Regions from separate parts of the Homo sapiens genome. Here region 1 is linked to region 2. A link is a loop called in an ENCODE intact Hi-C map of the cell type or tissue named here. Cell type or tissue: psoas muscle. All regions are shown on one strand. Each heading gives the region's core, and the rest is flanking DNA. Links, peaks and the distances in the headings are about the cores only.

The links. Peaks named below come from ENCODE experiments on the same cell type or tissue, not always from the same donor. Only the 100,000 strongest peaks of a DNase experiment are listed, where the experiment ranks them.
Region 1: it touches region 2 in a loop (5-fold over the local background); 2 of 110 quality-filtered maps call a loop at or near these places.

Annotation. Positions count from the first base shown.
Region 1 is chr10:101,800,465-101,811,000 of GRCh38, forward strand. It overlaps OGA (O-GlcNAcase), which reads right to left. Exons shown (of 16, transcript NM_012215.5): 4 at 9,720-9,850; 5 at 7,266-7,437; 6 at 5,581-5,679; 7 at 3,271-3,555. Among named protein-coding and RNA genes, the nearest start is that of OGA, 13 kb to the right of the region's middle. In psoas muscle, for the core only: no CTCF peak of the experiment used is centred there; no DNase peak of the experiment used is centred there.
Region 2 is chr10:100,926,029-100,936,564 of GRCh38, forward strand. It overlaps SLF2 (SMC5/6 complex localization factor 2), which reads left to right. Exons shown (of 20, transcript NM_018121.4): 7 at 3,289-3,411; 8 at 3,802-3,969; 9 at 4,948-5,050. Among named protein-coding and RNA genes, the nearest start is that of SLF2, 18 kb to the left of the region's middle. In psoas muscle, for the core only: CTCF peaks have their summits at 4,457 and 8,429 (motif pointing left); no DNase peak of the experiment used is centred there; H3K27ac peaks cover 2,607 bases.

The DNA of each region.
Region 1 (10,536 bases), core at 1,456-9,455, 870 kb after region 2:
GAAGAATAAATGCAACTAGTTTTCACAGTATAACCACAGAAACAAAGAACAGAATGAGAACAAACCTTAAACATAAAAATTCAAATAAAAGCAAGACCCTTCACCAAACCACTTCATATAGGATAGTAACCTAAACGTAATGTTAAATGTAAAATCTCAATTGAAATAAGAAATATAAATTTTAGTATCAGTGGAAGAGTCAATCTTAACCGTCTACTGAGTACTAATTGTTGGGAAGTCAAGGTCAAAAGTACCATGCTTTTCGTATGAAGAAAACATTGCATAGCCTTCAGGGCCTTGTAACTTCTTTTTTTTTTTTTTTTTTTTTGAGATGGAGTCTCACCCCATCACCCAGGCTGGAGTGCAGTGGCAGGATCTTGGCTCACTACAACCTCCGCCTCACAGGTTCAAGCAATTCTCCCACCTGAGCCTCCCCAGTAGCTGGGACTACAGGCGCATGCCACCATGCCCAGCTAATTTTTCTATTATTCGTGAAGATGGGGTTTCACCATGTTGGCCAGACTGGTCTCGAACTCGACCTTGTGATCTGCCCACCTGGGCCTCCCAAAGTGCTGAGATTACAAGCGTGAGCCACTACAACCGACTGTAACTTCATTAATAAAGGCGCTGAGGGAAAAAGAAGAGGCCAGGCATGGTGGCTCATGCCTGTAATCTCAGCACTTTGGGAGGCTGAGGCGGGCAAATCACCTGAGGTCTGCAGTTTGAGACTAGCCTGGCCAACATGGTAAAACCCCATCTCTACTAAAAATACAAAAAATTAGCCAGACGTGGTGGCAGGCACCTGTAATCCCAGCTACTCGGGAGGCTGAGGCAGGAGAACTGCTTGAACCCAGGTGTCAAAGGTTGCAGTGAGCTGAGATCGGGCCATTGCACTCCAGCCTGAGCAACAAGAGCAAGACTCCGTCTCAGAAAAAAAAAAAAAAAAGAGATAATCGACAGAGACCCACAAATTAGCACACATAAGGCAACAAAGCTCTGAGCCAGGATAGTGGTAGAGAAAATTAAGTCTGAATTTTTTGATTTTGTACTTAAAAACTCTCTATTCTTAGCTTTCCTTAATATTTCCTACGTATGTCCCAGGTTTGGATAGTGTCTGCCACCCTTAGTATGTTCCTTGCTGTGCCTTAAAAGATGTAGGAGTTAAGTGCCATGTACGCTGACAGCATTTAAATTATATTCCCAATTTGTTTTTTATTGAGGGGAGGAGGATGACAATGACTGAGCCAAACAAAAGGGAGACATTAATTCAATAAACAATTCAAAGCAGAGGTATGGAATTGAGAAACAGATGACAACTATTAATATTACTACATACTATCATGACACTTCAGTAGCCAAAATGGGCCAAAATTCAGGGAACTTCAAAAGTTCAGTGTTCAGGCTGGGCACAGTGGCTCACGCCTGTAATCCCAGAACTCTGGGAGGCAGAGGCAGGCAGATCACCAGGTCAGGAGTTCGAGACCAGCCTGACCAACATGGTGAAACCCTGTCTCTACTAAAACTATAAAAATCAGCCAGATGGGGTGGTGTGCGCCAGTAATCCCAGCTACTCAGGAGGCTGAGGCCAGAGACTCGCTTGAACCAGGGAGGCAGAGGTTGCAATGAGCCAAGATCGCGCCACTGCACTCCAGCCTGGGCAACAGAGCGAGGCTCTGTCTCAAAGAAAAAAAAAAATTTTCAGTGTTCAGTGTTTTTAACCTCCAGCCCACAAACCTTTAACGCCCAGCAAACTCTCCTCATACTTTGATCCAGCTTAAAAGTCTGTGAAATCTCTTAGCAAAAATAATCACTCTCTCCCGTGTTCACACAGCACTTTATAAATTAAACTATTACAACACTTATCACACTATAGTACAATTGCCTATAAGCCTTACCCAACACTAGACTGTTTCTCAAAAGTAGGAATGGCTGGGCGCGATGGCTCACGCCTGTAATCCCAGCACTTTGGGAAGCCCAGGAGGGCGGATCACCTGAGGTCAGGAGTTCAAGACCAGCCTGACATGGAGAAACCCCGTCTCTACTAAAAATACAAAATTAGCCAGGCATGGTGGCGCATGCCTGTAATCCCAGCTACTCGGGAGGCTGAGACAGGAGAATCACTTGAACCTGGGAGGCGGAGGTTGCAGGGAGCTGAGATTGCGCCACTGCACTCCAGCCTGGGCAACAAGAGCAAGACTCCATCTCAAAAAGAAAAAAAAAAAACTACTTTATTCTTTGCCCCCTCAGTGCCCATGAACATGCATCTGCCCCATGACAGATTATTTAAATGTAAATAATTATCAAGCACCTTACTTAGAACTCTATTAATTAGAGATTTTTCATAAATTAAAAATTAGTAAGCCAATGTCTAAAATAAGACTGTATTCCATTCGGCCAGGCAGGGTGGCTCATGCCTGTAATCCCAGCACTCTGGGAGGCCGAGGCAGGTGGATCACCTAAGGTCAGGAGTTCGAGACCAGTCTGGCCAAGATGGTGAAACCCTGTCTCTACTTTAAAAAAAAAAAAAAAAAAAAAAAAAAGCCGGGTGTGCCTGCAATCCCAGCTACTCGGGAGGCTGAGGCTGGAGAATCGCTTGAACCTGGGAAGCAGAGGTTGCAGCGAGCTGAGATTGCGCCACTGCACTCCAGCCTGGGCGATGGAGCAAAACTCCATCTCAAAAAAAAAAAAAAAGAGTATGTTCCATAAAAGATAAATGTAAGCTGAATCTAAATGATCTAAGTGACTCAAGAGTATCTAGTTATCTAAAATATCCTTTTCAATAAAATTGCCTGAAAATACATTTTATCCGAATGATTCTAGAGATAATGGAAACACTTAAAAGACTGTCTCCTCTAGTACTCAGACTTCAAAGACTGAACCATATTTTATTTTTATTTATTTCATAGGATTTTCATCTGTTGTCCAGGCTGGAGTGCATTTCCTGGGATTATAAGCGAGCCACCACGCTGCTTCTGAATCATACTAAAAAAAAAAAAAACAAAAAAAAAAAAACTAAGGCAAAGAGGTTAAGTGACTTGTCCAAAGACACTCAACCTTTCTTCTATCATATACATCTTCATCAACAGAATGAAACAACATACCATAATAAAACCACTTGGTTTTGTTTCCTCCTTAGTAAAACAAAATACGTTTTTAAAAAAATAAATAAAACTGTTTAAGTTGTGATGACAAAGGAATGCATACTTTCCACTGGCTCTAGTTAACCCCAGCTCTCCTCCCAAGGTGAAAGATCAAGTACAGGCTACTTACTCATCACTACATCTTTTCTCACTCCATTCATGTTTGATTTGTACCAGGTGGCAAGGGTGTGGATAGCAACGTAGTTGGCTTCAAATTCACAATTTGGATTAGTGAGGACTCCTTTTAACCGTGGGATGAGTTCTGTGGATCTTCCTTTGTACGGGCCCAGAAACAGTCTCTTCTGATCATAATCATTAGCATGAATGTTATCCCAGATTACTGGAGCTCTCTTAATAATCTTAGAAACCTCTTCGATGGACTCTACTGGAATTTCTTTAGAAACAACTTTGGGACCTAGAAATAACGACAACCGTTCGTTAAAAGAATCATGGTTCTTGGCTAGACGCATTGGCTCATAACTGTAATCCCAGCACTCTGGGAGGCAGAGGTGGGCAGATCATTTGAGCCCAGGAGTTCGGACCAGCCTGGGCAACACAGCGAGACCCTATCTTTTTATTTTAAATTAAAAAATATATTTAAAAAAAAGAATCATGGTTCTTTAAAATATACTGCATATATAACTTTTTATTGTTTTCCTTACGTGTACTTTTTTTTTTTTTTTTTTGAGACAGAGTCTCGCTGTGTCGCCCAGGCTGGAGTACAGTGGTGTGATCTCGGCTCACTGTAAGCTCCGCCTCCTGGATTCACACCATTCTCCTGCTTCAGCCTCCTGAGTAGCTGGGACTACAGGCGCCCTCCACCACGCCTGGCTAATTTTTTGTATTTTTTAGTAGAGATGGGGTTTCACTGTGTTAGCCAGGATGGTCTCGATCTCCTCACCCTGTGATCCGCCTGCCTCGGCCTCCCAAAGTGCTGGGATTACAGGCGTGAGCCACTGCGCCTGGCCCCTTACATGTACATTTTATAACAACGTTTCTTTTTCTGAGACAGGGTCTCCTCTGTTACCCAGGCTGAAGTGCAATGGAGTAATCATGGCTCACTGCAGCCTTGAGCTCCTGAGCTCAAGCAATCCTCTCACCTCAGCCTCCCAAGTAGCTGGGACTACAGGTGTGCCCCACCATGTCACAGTAATTTAAAATTTTTTTGTACAGATAAGGGCTTGCTATGTTGCCCAGGCTAATCTTAAACTCCTGGCCTCAAGCGATCCTCCTACCTCAACTCAAGCCTCCCACAGCACTGGGATTACAGGCACGAACCAATGCACCCAGCCACAATTTTTCTTTTGAAAACACAACATGTCTTTTACTGAGCTTTATTTTTTTCGTTTTATAAAATAGAAGAGTTTCCTAACGCTGCTTAAGGATGGGATCAATACCTTTTAGCCCAATTCCCTATAAATCTTTATTATTTATTAACTGAATTTTTTTTGAGACAGGGTCTCATTCTGTTGCTCAGGCTGGAGTGCAGTGGCATGATCACAGCTCACTGCAGCCTCTACCTCCCGGGCTCAAGTGATCCTTCCACCTCAGCCCCCTAAGTAGCTGGGACTACAGGTGTGCACCAGCCCACCTGGCTAAGTTTTTTATTTTTTCTACAGTCTCTCTATGTTGTCTAAGCTGGTCTTGAACTCCTGGGGGCTTCCACCTCAGGCTCCCCACTCAGGCTCCCCAACCATGATAGATGTTTTTTCATATTAAGAGAATATGTAAACTTTGTAAAAGAAAGCGTATTTTAACAAGTTCTCTGGGCCAGGTGCAGTGGGTCACATGTGTAATCCCAGCACTTTGGGAGGCCGAAGTGGGCAGATCACCTGAGGTCGGGAGTTTGAGACCAGCCTGGCTAACATGGAGAAACCCCGTCTCTACTAGAAATACAAAAATTAGCTGGGTGTGGTGGCGTGTGCCTGTAATCCCAGCTACTTGGGAGGCTGAGTCAGGAGAATTGCTTGAACCCGGGAGGCAGAGTTTGCAGGGAGCTGAGATTGTGCCACTGCACTCCAGCCTGGGCAACAAGAGCAATGCTCTGTCTCAAAAAAAAAAAAAAAAAAGGCCAGGCGTGGTGGCTCACGCCTGTAATCCCAGCACTTTGGGAGGCCAAGGCGGGTGGATCACGAGGTCAGGAGATCGAGACCATCCTGGCTAACATGGTGAAACCCTGTCTCTACTAAAAATACAAAAAATTAGCCAGGCGTGGTGGCGGGTGCCTGTAGTCCCAGCTACTCGGGAGGCTGAGGCAGGAGAATGGTGTGAACCTGGGAGGCGGAGCGTGCAGTGAGCCGAGATCATGCCACTGGACTCCATCCTGGGCGACAGAGTGAGACTCCGTCTCAAAAAAAAAAGTATTCAATTAACAAGAACAAGCAATTTCTGCAAGTCCTACTTAATTCAACTTTGACTGTATAAATCTTAAAAGACTTACCTGTCCAAAGCACTTCAATTCCAGGTAGAAGCTTTTCACCCACAGTCCTTAAATATGGAGACTGAGACACATTTGGATAACAGAAAGTGCCACAGTATTCTAAATGTAGGGAGAAAAGTAAAAAAGTCAGAATTAAAATGCTCATGGGTTTTCTCTTTGTTTGTTTGTTTTCTTTGAGACGGAGTCTCACTCTTGATGCCCAGGCTAGAGTGCAGTGGCACGATCTCGGCTCACTGCAACCTCTGCCTCCTGGGCTCAAGCAATTCTCCTGCCTCAGCCTCCCAAGCAGCTGGGACTACAGGCGCACGCCGCCACGCCCGGCTAATTTTTTTTTGTATTTTAGTAGAGATGGGGTTTCACCATGCTGCCCAGGTTGGTCGCAAACTCCTGAGCTCAGGCAATCCGCCCGCCTTGGCCTCCCAAAAGGCCCATGGGTTTTTGAATGTGGAAAAAATGTCTGCCAATTCTAAATTATTTTCATCTAAATGATAAAAGGCCTCCTACAAGGAACTAAAGTGGGCAGTTCATTTAAGAAATTCATAAAATCTGGTATTTTTCCTCCAACAGTAGTACAGATCAATTCTTACGATACTACAGTTACTAGAAATACAAGTTTACTAAAAAAACAAGAACTGCAGCATTTTCTACAGAATTCTGAATTGCCTACTTTTCTCAGTTACAATTAAACGCCAAACAGAATGAATTGATAATATCATAATAGAACTAATACAAGAATATGCCAATGGCAGCTGGGCACAGTGGCTCACACCTGCAATCCCAGCATTTTGGGAGGCTGAAGCGGGTGGATCACTTGAGCCCAAGAGTTCGACACTAGCCTGGGCAATATGGCGAAACCCCGTCTCTACCAAAAATATAAAAATTAGCCAGTTTTATAGCCCGGTCTCTAAATAAATAATACAAACTTAAAAGTAAAATTTAAAAAAAATTTTTTTAAAGGCATATACCAATGGCTATTAGTACTCAACTGCAACTTAAACTGTAACTTGCAGCTAATTAATTCCCAGTATAATCTTAAAACTTCTGGGTACTAATGTAGTACTCAACTAAAATAAGGTTCTCGGCTCACAATACACACAAAGAAAGTTAAATAATTTAATCTAAAATTCTTCCTGAACAAGGAAGTGTGGGGAAAACTTCCTGTAAGTTGAATTTTGAGAAGCAACTAAGAGACTAAAATATTTTCAATGAAAGAAACCAGAGGGGCAAAAAGAAAGGAAAACGGGAAAAACTGTTAAGCTTTCTATGCTGACTACTTGAAATAAGAGCCCAGATGGGAGTGGGAGGAGTGCAAAAAGGGACAGATATGCATGGGCAGAAAAAGGGGACAAGTAGGAGGAAATGAGAAGTGACTAAGGTAAAAGCAATGTAATTTGGTTTTTCTCCAGTTTTCATTTCAATACTATCCCTCTTTTAATATTGACAATGTAATGTTCATATACTTCCAGTACTTAAAAATACATAAAAATCTTTTGCCTAGTCAGTTGTCATTTATTAGTTCCTAAAATTTCTCCAATTTAGGATCTTGAAAAATGTCTTCTAAAAAAAGATTCCTACTTTTACACACCAAAGGAGGAGGGAAGTGGAGAGAGAATGGGGCCCATGGTCCTTTATAAGTTATATATTCCAAGAAGACTAGTTAAATGTAAAGCCATTATATACAATACCTGTGGGACAGAAGAGGAAAGTTTCTGGCTCTCCTAGGTACTGATAGATTTCATTTGTGATGGAGACTTGGGCATGAGCAAAAGAACTGAATACCTCTTTGTCTGCTGCACACATATTATGGTCTATATCATCAAAAAGCAAAGCAAATGATCTGCACCCAAACTGAGAAACCTAGGAGAAAAAAAAAAAAAAGAATCAAGAGTAAAAAAATTAAGAATTCCAAACATTACAGCGTTAACAGTTATACTTAAAATCCAGTATTTTCCTTACTAGAATGTTCAAAGACAGATTTATTGTTTTTACATTTTCAATTAAAAAATCGTAAGTTAAACAGTTTTGGGACCCATTTCTCATTTGGGTTTGAATGCACTACAGGCTGAGTATTCCTTATCTGAAATGCTTGGGACCAAAAATGTTTTGGATTTTCATTTTTGTTTTTTCCTGGATTTTGGAATATCTGTATTATATTCAGCATCCCTAACCTGAAAATCCAAAATCTGAAATGCTCCAATGAGCATTTCCTTTGAATTTTATGGAGCTCAAAGAGTTTCATATTTTGGAACATTTCAGATTTCTGAATTAGGGATACTCAACTTATATGACAATATGATCCAACAAAGTGGCCTAGCCTCCTAGTCCTCATGGGCTGCTGCTGATTGTAGAAGACCCAACAAAGTCAGAAAAATACAGAAACATGAGTAAGTAACCTTAAGACATGAAAAAGCCAGGCTGTGTCCTAGTCCCAAAAGGCACACTGATCCCTTTGCAGATAAACCTAACCAGGTATGAATCAGAAAGAATAGAATTTTATCAAATAGTAAAATAACTTCATTCATGAAAATTTCAACTGCCTTAAATTTTTTACCAGACATTTTAATGCCACCCATATAAATCTTTGCCTAAAGAAATAAGACATGTATATAGAAAAACCAGCAAACTAAAATAACAGAAAAATGGGGCCGGGCGCAGTGGCTCACACTTGTAATCCCAGCACTTTGGGAGGCCGAGGCGGGCAAACCATGAGGTTAGGAGTTCGAGACCAGCCTGGCAAACATGGTGAAACCCCATCTCTACTAAAAATACAAAAAAATTAGCCAGGTGTGGTAGCACATGCCTGTAATCCCCGTTACTCAGGAGGCTGAGGCCAGAGAATTGCTTGAACCCAGGAGGTAGAGGTTGCAATGAGCTGAGATCGCGCCACTGCACTCCAGCCTGGGCGACAGAGCAAGACTCAGTTTCAAAAAAAAAAAGGAAAATGGAAGCCCCCTACATTGGACCAAAGGAAGTCTGCAGCTTTTACATTAAGCAGACTTTACACTCAATTAGGTTCACCTAGTCTGTTTTTCTTCTCATCTTGGGAAACTAGCCATTTCCAGACATCTCTTCGTCCATATAATTGAAGAAACTAATGTCTAATAGGTAAAACCCTGTTTCTGTAATCTCAGGTGTAAATTCAAGCCAAGCAGCCTAGGGTATATATAATTTCTCAAAATGTGGTTCTTGACCACCAATCACCTAGATTCCCGGTCCCCACCTTATCCATTTGGGAAATAAAGTCCAGCAGTCAGCATTCTTCCAAGCTTCACTTCTAATCATTCTTTTAAGGCAGTTCTTATGCAAACTGAAATTTGAGAAGAACTAGTACCTCCAGTAAAGCTCTTTTTACTTAATTTGGAAAATATTCCTCTATCAGAAGGATTCAAGGCTGGGTGCACTGGCGCACGACTGTAATCCCGGCACTCTGGGAGGCTGAAGTGGGTGAATCACCTAAAGTCAGGAGTTCGAGACCAGCCTGGCCAACGTGGCAAAACCCTGTCTCTACTAAAAATATAAAAATTAGCCAGGCATGGTGGTGTGCCTGTAACAGCTACTCAGGAGGCTGAGGCATGAGAATCGCTTGAACTTGGGAGGTGGAGGTTGCAGTGAGCCGAGATTGGGCCACTGCACTCCAGGCAACAGGGCAAGACTCTGTCTCAAAAAAAAAAAAAAAGAAAAAAAAAGCATTCAAAGTAAAAAAAATTCTTATAGAAACAAAGAAATAAAAAACCAGGCATGGTGACTCACACCTGTAATCCCAGCACTTTGGGAAGATCATGAGGTGAGCAGTTCGAGACCAGCCTGGCTGGCATGGTGAAGGCCCTGTCTCTACTAAAAATACAAAAATTAGCCAGGCATGATGGCACGCACCTATAGTCCCAGCTACTCGGGAAGCTGAGGCAGGAGAATCACTTGAACCCGGGAGGCGGAGGAGGTTGCAGTGAGCCGAGATTGTGCCACTGCACTCCAGTCTGGGCGACAGAGCAAGACTCTGTCTCAAAAAACAAAACAAACAAACAAAAAAAGAAAACAAAGAAATAGGAATTTGATTTCCTTTTAACATCGTAAAAGCAACTGAGTAAACTTCTAGTTTCAAGTACATAGTCAGGAAAAATGAATAAAAAGTAAGGAGTTACCTGGTCCAATTTACGTTTCAATGTGGATACTTCCTTGGGGTTAGAAAAAGTGATATCCAATCCAGGTGAGATCGCATAGATGAACTCTATCTCATATTCTCGTGCAGCAGAGATGAGAGTCATAAGTTGCTCTAAAGAACAGAGTCTATGTTTTTAGAAAGCAGAACAGAAAACTAAAAGAACCTTCACTGAAGGTTTAACTGAAGAGGTTATTTCTTCTAACTTACAAGAAAGGAAAAGATCCTCACATTTTACAAATTGTCATGTCCAACTTAACAACAGGCCATACAAAATGGTACAAGCCTGAAGTGATTTAATGTCACAGTAAGGGAAAAAGAATAGTTTTCACACCTTTGAAATCTGAACCAACAGAAAATAAGAGGCCCTTCTTTTTCACTTCCAAATAGTTTCTTATCCTTTTGGGGAAACAGGCTAAAATCAATAAACATTTTCCTCCCTTTCATTGCCACTTCTCAAAAACACTGAATTGTCAATTCTCTTACTGAACTTAAGCCATTTCTATTTCCTGCAGCATTTGAAAGGCATAAAATGCAGCCGCTGCTTTTTTATTTTGAGAGCCTTGCTCTGTTGCCCAAGGCTGGAGTGCAGTGGCACGATCCTGACTCACTGCAACCTCCACCTCCTGAGTAGGTGGGATTACAGGCATACCCGGCTAATTTTTGTTTAGTAGAGATGAGGGTTTTGCCATATTGCCCAGGCTGGTCTCGAACTCCTGGCCTCAAGTGATCCGCCTGCCTTAGCCTCTTACAGTGTTGGGATTGCAGGCATGAGCCATGGTACTGGATCTTGCTTTTTT
Region 2 (10,536 bases), core at 1,152-9,151:
CATAAAGATTAATTTGCTAAATTTAACATTTTGCTTGTTTGTGTGGCTTACTTTTAATTTACCTTTTTTAAAAAATCATGAGAAATTAGCGTGCATTTTGGACTCTGTTGTCAACTGTGTTAGAATAAGATATGTTGGCCGGACGCAGTGGCTCATGCCTGTAATCACAACACTTTGGGAGACCCAGGCAAGATTACTTGAGCCCAGGAGTTCAAGGCTGCGGTGAGTCGTGATGGCGCCACTTCACTGCAGCCTGGGTGGCAGAGTGAGACCCAGTCTCAAATGAAAAAAAGAGGCCAGGTGTGATGGCTCATGCCTGTAATCCAGTACTTTAGGAGGCCAAAGCAGGCAAATCTCTTGAGCCCAGGAGTTTGAGACTAGCCTGGGCAACATGGTGAAACCCCATCTCTACAAAAAATACAAAAATTAGCCAGTCATGGTGCCACATACCTATGGTCCCAGCTACTCAACAGGCTGAGGTTGGGAGGATCACCTGAGCCCAAGGAGGTCAAGGCTGTAGTGAGCTGTGATTGAGCCACTGCACTCCAATCTGGGTGACAGAATAAGACCCCGTCTCAAAAAAAAAAAAAGTGGGGGGCCAGGCGCAGTGGCTCACGCCTGTAATCCCAGCACTTTGGGAGGCCGAGGCAGGTGGATCATGAGGTCAGGAGATCGAGACCATGCTGGCTAACATGGTGAAACCCCATCTCTACTAAAAAATAAAAAAAAAAATTAGCTGGGTGTCGTGGCGGGCGCTTGTAGTCCCAGCTCCTGGGGAGGCTGAGGCAGGAGAATGGCGTGAACCCGGAAGTCGGAGGTGGCAGTGAGCCGAGATTGCGCCACTGCACTCTAGCCTGGGCAACAGAGCAAGACTCCATCTCAAAAAAAAAAAAAAGGGAATAAGATGGGTTCTCTTGTTCATAGACTGGATCAAAAGATCCAGGTTTTTATAGTATACTGCACTAACTAATAATATAAATTCCTTTCTGTTTATTACAACTAGTATCTGATAGCTGAAATTCTAGATCGAAAGCATGGGTAGAATTTTTTGTGTTTTTTTAATGGAAAATACATATAAAATTTACCATTTTAACCATTTTTACATGTACAGTTCAGTGGCATTAAGTAAATTTATATGTTGTGCAACCATTATCACCATCTAGCTACAGAACTTTTTCATCTTTCCAAACTGAAACTCCATACCCTTTAAACAATAACTCCCCATTTTCCTCTTCCTCCCACCCTCAGCAACTACCCTTCTACTTTGTCTCTATGAAATTGACTGTGTTTTAGTTATCTCATGTAAGTGGTATTATATTTGTCCTTTTACGACTGTTTATTTCATTCAGGGCAGTGTCTTCAGAGTTCATTCATATAGTAGCATGTGTCAGAATTTCCGTTCTTTATAAAGCTGATTATTCCATTGTATTATGTATATAACACATTTTCTTTAGTCATCTGTCAGTGGACCTTTGGATTGCTTCCACTTTTTGGCTACTGTGAATAATGCTGCTATGAACATGGGTATACAAATATCTCTTCAAGTCTCTCCTTTAGATTCTGTTGGGCATATACACGTAAGTGGACTTACTGGATTATATGGTAATTCCGTTTAATTTTTTGAGGAACCGCCACACTGTTTTCCACAATGGCTGCACCATTGCACATTTGCACCAACAATTAATAAGGGTTCCAGTTTCTCCACATCTTTGCCAACACATTATTTTATCTTTGTTTTTTGTTTGTTTTGATAATAGCCATCCTAACAGTAAAGTGGTATCTCCTTATTGTTTGGTTTGCCTTCCCTAATGACTAATGATGTTAACATATTTTCATGTGCTTATTGGCCATTTGTTATACAAATGGAGAAATGTCTTTTCAGATTCTTTGCCTGTTTTTAATTGGCTTGTTTGGTGGGTGGGGCGGTTCACACAGGTAGAATTTTCTGAAATATTTCTATCAAGTTACTCTTTTGAGGAAAAAGTTTAGAATTATGATGAACACCCCCCCCCCCCCCCACACACACACACACACACACACGAGAGAGAGACAGAGAGAGAGAGAGAGAGAGAGAGAAAAGTTGAGGATCATAATGATCTTAATGAAATTTATGTGACTAATTATGGACAGGTTTTGCTAATAAGAGGGGAAAAATATATTCCTTGTTAATTCAAGGAGTGTCCTTGAACCTAGCCTGGAGAACTTCACTAACAGCTCAGCTGACTTGATTACATGGAAGTTGGTATGTGCTACATATCTCAAACTTGATAACCAAGTAGCTAACTTTAGGAATTTTTCAGATGATTAGTAGTTCAAAAGCTTCCCCCTTTCTGAATTTAATTAGAGAACTTGTCTGTATTTAAAATTCTTTAAATATTTCATGAATTCTTGTGATCTGTGATATGAAATCTGAAGTTCCTCCTTTAAAATTGAGCACTTCACAAATGAAAGACAGTAGTACTAGTTTAATTGAATGATTGACCCTTTTCTATAATGATAGAACAGTACATTTACTAGTTATTTACTCCTCAGCTGTACTTATCCACTGTTTGTGGCTGGGGTAAGGACCTTGTTTAAAATAACTTAATCTTGGAGAGGCAGTATAAGCAAGGACTCTAGAGCTAGACTCTCTCGCTATGAATCCCACATCCTTGCATTACAAGCTCTTGCAAGTTACTTTGCTTTTCTAATGTTGGTTTTCTTATCTATAAAATGCGTTATAAACTACTACATGGAGTTGTTGTAAGGGTTAAAAGAGTTAATATATAAAGCCCTTAGTGCAGTGCCTGTCACATATTAAGTGCTCGGTAAATGTTAGGTGTTGTGATGATGATGACAGTGACAACTACTGCTGCTAGAAAGCCTAGTTAACTTATCAGGTTGTTGGGCATCTAGAACCCAGTGAACTTTAAAGAGTAGAGAGGATAATCAAATTAGTGATGTTTATTCTTTGCCATTTTTCCTTTCCCATTCTGTGAGTGGTTTGGACAGATCATTCTTGAAGTTCTAGCTTTATGGAAATCCTCAAGTCTTTTATGCAGTGGAACACTATTCTAATGCCACACTGGTAACTGGGTAAAAGCCTAGCACCTGAAATATATCTGTTTTCATGAAAATTGTACGTCGTGATGTATTTGGGAGACATAATTTGACCGATAGTATAACAAAATTTGTTATATACCAGGGTACTTAATAAGGGTTTTCTTTGTGCTGCTTTTAGATATAAACTAAAGACTTTTTAAAAATATTTTTAGAGTAAACTGTTATAACATTCTTTCCAATTCTCAGGCTAGATGAACTGCAGAAGCAACTACAAGAAGACATAAGGCAAGGCCGAGGCATTAAATCCCCAATCAGAATTGGAGAAGAAGACAGTACAGATGATGAGGATGGCCTCTTAGAAGAGCACAAGTATAGCATTTTTCATAATGTATTTTACCTTATTAAAGTTTTTACATTTTTTAGTTTTGTTTTTGTAAAATAAATGGGCCATTGATGGCTGTTAGTGAATAATTTATGATAGGTTTCTGTCTGTAATGGGTTTGAAAGGCAAATGTTAGGGCCAGGTTTCATCTTTTATCTTTTCTCCTGGTTATTGTTTCTTTTCACATAGACACATTTAGTGGCTTTTGACTAACAACTACAAAAAGTGGAAGAAGCAAAGCATACTTTTCTCATGCTAGTCTTCTAATTTGGGATTAACATTGGCTTAAAAAATGGTTTTCTTTGCACCCAGCTTTTAAATACAAAACTATATGTAGTGTAACAATTTGGTATTGATTGACTTTTTTTATGTTTCAGGGAATTTCTAAAGAAATTTTCAGTTACAATTGATGCTATTCCTGATCATCATCCAGGTGAAGAAATATTTAATTTCCTCAATTCTGGAAAAATTTTCAATCAGTATACCTTGGATTTAAGAGACTCTGGTTTTATTGGACAAAGTGCTGTAGAAAAACTTATTCTTAAGTAAGTAGAAAAATAGACATTTTACTTTTATATGTATAAAAAATTACTCTAAAACACTTCTGACTCACGTAATCTTCTAAAAGGTTAATTTCTATTATGACCTATTAAGTTTCCTAATCCTCTTATTACTATTGATCTTTATGTTTTCTTCTTTAATTATAGGAAGCAGTGTAGGATAGTTGTTTGACACATCTCATGCCTTTATTAATTATGATTAAGATCAGTGTATAATAACAGTGATTGTCAAAATAATAGTGGTTTAAACAAGAAGTATATTTGAAAGAAGTATAAAAGCAGGAAGTCCAGGGCTGGAGTGCCAGTTTTACCATATAATCTTTCTTCTCCACCATTCTTAGCACCTAGCTTCGGGTGCTGTTCTAGCTCCAGCCTTTAGTTCAAATTCCCAGAAATTCCACACAGCATTCCCACACACTAAGTTAGTTGAATAGAAAACTTAGTCAATATGACCACACTTGGCCACAAGGGAAGCCAGAGAGTGATGTTTATTTCAGGCAGCCAGTGTTTGCAGCTACAGATCAGGGTTCAGTTACCAAGAAGAAAGGCAAAAATAGATGCTGGGATGTGCAACTAGTAATCTCCACCACAGTGCCCAAACTGATCTAATTTCTCTCAGTGCATGATATCTCAGCTCTAGAGAGATCACATCAGTTCTGCTGCCAATTTTTTAAAGTACTTCCCCAGTCTGAGACTTGATAGGCTCTTTCTCAACACTACCAGCAAATGTAGCTTTGTCTGCCAGTTAAATGTGGAGCCTAGCCAACAGATTGGATCAGCTTTAGGCCATCAATTAAATTTATTTTATGAGTAACTCATCCATATTGGTATAGAGTCCACCTCTATGGACTGAAGACAGTTTGCTTGCTCATTTCTCTGATTATGTCAGATGTGTTGGTGGTGATAGTAGAAGTATTTTGCCATGAAGTTAATAGCCATGTTGATTTTACTTTATTTTTTCAGATCGGGAAAAACAGATCAGATTTTTTTGACAACACAAGGTTTCCTTACGTCTGCTTATCACTATGTCCAGTGTCCTGTCCCTGTGTTAAAGTGGCTGTTTCGGGTAAGAGGAATGTTTAGAGGGTTATAGTTGCCTCCTACTATATTTCTAAGTCAAAAGCTTTTAAACATAATTTTATTTGCACATTACTGCAGAAAAAATTAATGTAGCACATCCATGATGTCAGTGGCTTAGAATGTAGCAAAAAGAGTCAATATAAAGAGATTATGAAGAAAGGGATAATGTAGATAGTTGTACAGGACAGTCAGTGTTAGTTGTGCCTGAACCCTTCACCACAGTGATAAATCACTATTATAGTTAGTTTTAGAAGGGATCTTCTAATGCTTACATACCTAAATTTCTTTTTAACCTTTTTTCATGTTTATGGTGGTACCTATATACATTTTCAGAATTTTAATTGTATGCTAATATTTCCCCATTCGTATATATGGTTTTTTTTTTGGATGCAAATCCAACCAAGTGTTTCTTTTCCCCATTCATATTTAACGCTTAAATCCACTTAAATAATTATCTTAAATTTAAGATATGATAATTCCAGAAAGTTAACTCAATTGGTAACTTTTTAAATATCAGTGGTATCATTGATGCTTATGTATGGAGTTCTGGTGTTACTCTAGATACTTCGGACCTTCATGCAGATAAATGTAGAAGTTTCTTACTCTTGACATTTGTATCAGCCAGGAGTGGTGGCTCATGCCTGCAATCCCAGCACTTTGGGAGGCCGAGGCAGGTGGATCATGAGGTCAGGAGCTGGAGATCAGCCTAGCCAACATGGTGAAACCCTGTCTCTACTAAAAATACAAAAATTAGCCAGGTGTGGTGGTGGGCACTTGTAATCCCAGCTACTCAGGAGGCTGAGGCTGGAGAATTGCTTGAACCCAGGAGGTGGAGTTTACAGTGAGCCAAGATTGCTCCATTGTACTGCAGCCTGGGGGACAGAGTGAGACTCTGTCTCAAAAAAAAAAAAGACATTTATATGGGAGGGCATGGATGGGGCTTTTTCCAGTATAAAAGCTTCTGTATCAACAAGTACTATAGTAACTACTCAGTTAGATTGGAATTATGCTTCTTTCAAAGACGAGAACGATTATGAATGACAAGTTATTCTTCGCAGTGGCTCATGCCTGTAATTCTAGCACTTTGGGATACCAAGGCAGGAGGATTACTTGAGACCAGGAGTTTGAGATCAGCCTGGGCAACATAGCAAGACCACATCTGTTTAAAAAAAAAAAAATTATTCTCAGGTTACTGAGTGTTCCACTTTAATAAAATCCTAAATGTGTGAAAAATATACATTCAGGAAAAAGGAATCGTAGTATAAAAGAGTCCTTTATAATATGTGAGTATTGGCCCCAGAAATCCTATAACAAAAAGGAAAAAAGTATCAATGGTGTCAGAGAACTACAGCTATTATATATAAAGTGAAAAGTGGGAAAAACATGGAGTTTCTACTCTGGGTTTTATGATAGCATTTCAAGAAATCTCGTATTTGGTGAGAACTGGAGAGATATTCCAGTACAGACTTTCGTTCATTGTTTTATATAGTTGGCATTTTGAGTGCCAGCTGTGCCAGGCACTGGAGAGAACAGCAATGAAAAAATCAGTGTCTCTGATCTCATGAAGCCCACATGCTAATGTAGAGGAGACAAACAATAAGTGTGTGTGTGTGTGTGTGTGTGTGTGTGCGCGCGCGCGCGCGCGCACATTTGTAAATGTATTGTGTCAGATGATAAGTGCTATGAAGAAAACGTAGGGTAAGGTAGATACAGAGAGTACCGGGGTGAGAGAGAAAGTTTGCTTTTTTAAAGTGTAAAGTAGTTGAAGGTCTTGCGGTTAAGGTAAGATCCAAGTAAAGGAGTAGCTTGTCAATGTCACTCCTAAAGTGTTCCCTCACTGCCTCCACTAAAGATACGTGGACACATGCTCCAGATAAGGTCTGTCTTACCAGCAGTTTTCAGTGAGACTCTTGCCCATCTGAAGAAACCTACAAATTTCTACTTATTATAGTTCAAAACTAATCATGCCACTGTACTCCAGCCTGGGGAACAGAGAAAGACCCCATATCAAAAAAACAAACAAAAAATTTCCTTTACTGTTATGCCAGGGCTTCATTATTCTCTAATTGTGTATATCATTTCTTAAACCTCCAAGTAAGACTTTGCATTTATCTATGTTAATTTGCCTCTTGTTGATGTGGGCCCATTGTTATAGCCATTCAAACCCTAATTATGACATACAAGCATACCTTCATTTAAGCAGTTTTTTAATACATTTCATATTTATTTTCTGAAAACCAGACTAATCATTCATTAAACACTTTCCCTGTGTAAGACACTGTCTCATTTCTCCTTTTTTGATTCCAAGTCCGTTTTCATCGTGGGAGGCTTTACCAACTTGTAAGTAGTTTTTAGAAATTATGTCAATTCATTTTAATGCTATACTCCTAACCAGTATTTTGTAAGTTTAATGTTAAAATGTAATTAAAATCCTTGCATTTTTGTGATTTTATCATGAGTGTCTAAATGTAGTAGACCAGAAAAAGGTTAGTACTTTTTTTTTTTAACAATTTTCAAAAGGAATTCAGGTTTGATTATGAAAAGTTCAAGTAAAATGGAAAGGAGATTAAAATTTATTTATTTATTTGTTTGTTTGTTTATTTTTGAGAGAGAGTCTCACTTGGTCACCCAGGCTGGAGTGCAGTGGCGTGATCTCTGCTCACTACAACCTCCGCCTCCTAGGTTCAAGCAATTCTCCTGCTCAGCCTCTCAAGTAGCTGGGATTACAGGCCTGTGCCACCACACCTGGCTAATTTTTCTATTTTTAGTAGAGATGGGGTTTTACCATGTTGGTCAGGCTGGCCTCGAACTCCTGGCCTTAAGTGATCCACCCACCTCGGCCTCCCAAAGTTCTGGGACTACAGGCGTGAGCCACTGCACCCAGCCTAAAATATTTTTAAAAAGAAGTTTCTGTCAGAATCTGTTTGAGTGAACAGTTTAAATTTTTTTAATTAAAATAAGAAGGCTGAACTCCCAAGTCCTAATTTCTGGAGCTGTTACATTTTGGTCAGTGTTTTCTAGAGTATTCTCTGCATTCAAAAATTGCCATGTAACTTAACATAAACAGAACATGTGAATGTGTCTTATAACTTGTTTATTTCAGATAGCAGTAAATTATTGAGCATTTCATCTCAGAGTGTTGATACGTTATCCTTTTCAGTGGCTTCATAGTATTCCTTTGTTAGGCTATACCATGATTTATTTAACCCAATCTCAACTGATAGACATTAGATTGCTGTATATACTCCTTTACACATTTACTTAATTATCTGAAATCACTGTATTTCCCACCGTGGAATTTTTCACCCACCGCAAAAAGATTGTTAGAAACCTTGTCCTATGTGTAACATGTCTGTGAATGGTGTTGCCTCCTAGTGGCAGAGCTTAACAGCACAAACATCATAGCAGAAGTTTTTTTTTCACATAGATTGTGTTCAAAATGACACAAGCCATATGACTGTTTGAAAGTAGAGTTCAGGTTACTCCTCCTTACATTTTTATTTTATTTTATTTTATCTTATTTTATTTTATTTATTTTGAGACAGAGTCTCTCTTGGTCTCTCAGGCTGGAGTGCAGTGGCACGATCTCTTCTCACTGCAACCTCCACATCCCGAATTCAAGCGATTCTCATGCCTCAGCCTCTTAAGTAGCTGGGATTACAGGCACCCACCACCACGCCCAGCTAATTTTTTTTTTTTTTGTATTTTTATTAGAGATGGGGTTTCACCATGATGGCCAGGCTGCTCTCGAACTCCTGACCTCGAGTGATCTGCCTGCCTCGGCCTCCCAAAGTGCTGGGATTACAGGTGTGAGCCACTGTGCTCGGCAACCCTTTACATTTTAAATTTAAATGTATTACAATCTATGGCTTCTAAGCAAATGAAAAAGATAATAATAGAAATACAATATGTGTTCCTCTACAAATCCACTATAAAATTACTTTGTTAAATGATTTAAAAAAATTTTTTTTAAACTTGAGATTTTTGTTCCCAAAAAATTGTCTTGTAAAAAGTTATGTCAGGCGGGGCGTGATGGCTCATGCCTGTAATCCCAGCACTTTGGAAGGCCAAGGCAGGTGGATCACGAGGTCAGGAGTTTGAGACCACCCTAGCCAACATAGTGAAACCCAGTCTTTACTAAAAATACAAAAAATTATCCGGGCATGGTGGTGGGTGCCTGTAATCCCAGCTACTGGGGAGGCTGAGGCAGGAGAATCGCTTGAACCTGGGAGGCGGAGGTCGCAGTGAGCCAAGATCACACCACTGCACTCCAGCCTGGGTGACAGTGCGAGATTCTGTCCCAAAAAAAAAAAAAGTTATATCAGAGGTTAGGTGCAGTGGCTTAAGCCTGTAATCGCAGCACTTTGGGAGAATGAGATGGGTGGATCACTTCAGGCCAGAAGTTCAAGACCAGCCTGATTAACATGGAGAAACCCGTCTCTAGCCTAATGGTGGCGCAGGCCTATAGGCCCAACTACTTGGGAGGATGAGGCACGAGAATCGCTTGAACCTGGGAGGCAGAGGTTGCAGTCAGCCAAGGTTGCACCACTGCACTCCAGCCTGGGCAACAGAGTGAGACTCTGTCTCAAAAAAAAAAGGTATATTATTTGTTTCTAAATTCCTGTATGTAAAAAGGCATTACAGGCATATTATTTGCATCTGAATTCCTGTATGTACAAAGACTAACTAGATGAAAGTATAAAATAATAACTTGGCATAAATATTACCAATTAGTTGTTTTGGATTTTTTGGGTTTTTTTTTTTTTCTTTTTTTTTTTTTTTTTGAGACAGGGTCTTGCTCTGTCACCCAGGCTGGAGTGCAGTGGTGCGATCACTGCTCACTGCAGCCTCAACCTCCCAGGTTCAAGTGATCCTCCCCCCTCAGCCCCCCAAGTAGCTGGGACTATAGGCATGCCCCACCACACCCAGCTAATTTTTAAAAATTTTTTGTAGAGGCGGGATCTTGCCATGTTGCTCAGGCCAGTCTTGAACCCCTGGGCTCAAATGATCCTCCCACTGCAGCCTCCCAAAGTGCTGAGATTACAGGTGTGAGACACTGCGCCTGGCCCTAGTGTAAAAGTTTTAACCAAATTACACTCACCTGAGGCATTAAGACTGCTTTCCTCTTTTCTAGTATTCTTATGAATACTAGAAAATCGATAATACTAGGGTATTATCGATATTCTTGATCATTGCCAATTTTGAAGTCAATCAGTGATATCTTTTTTTGTTTTGTTTTGTTTTGTTTTGTTTTGTTTTGAGATGGAGTCTTGCTCAGTTGCCCAGGCTGGAGTGCAGTGGCACGATCTCAGCTCACTGCAAGCTCTGCCTCCCGGGTTCACACCATTCCCCTGCCTCAGCCTCCCGAGTAGCTGGGACTACAGGAACCCGCCACCACGCCTGGCTAATTCTTTTTGTATTTTTAGTAGAGACAGGGTTTCACCATGTTAGCCAGGATGGTCTCGATCTCCT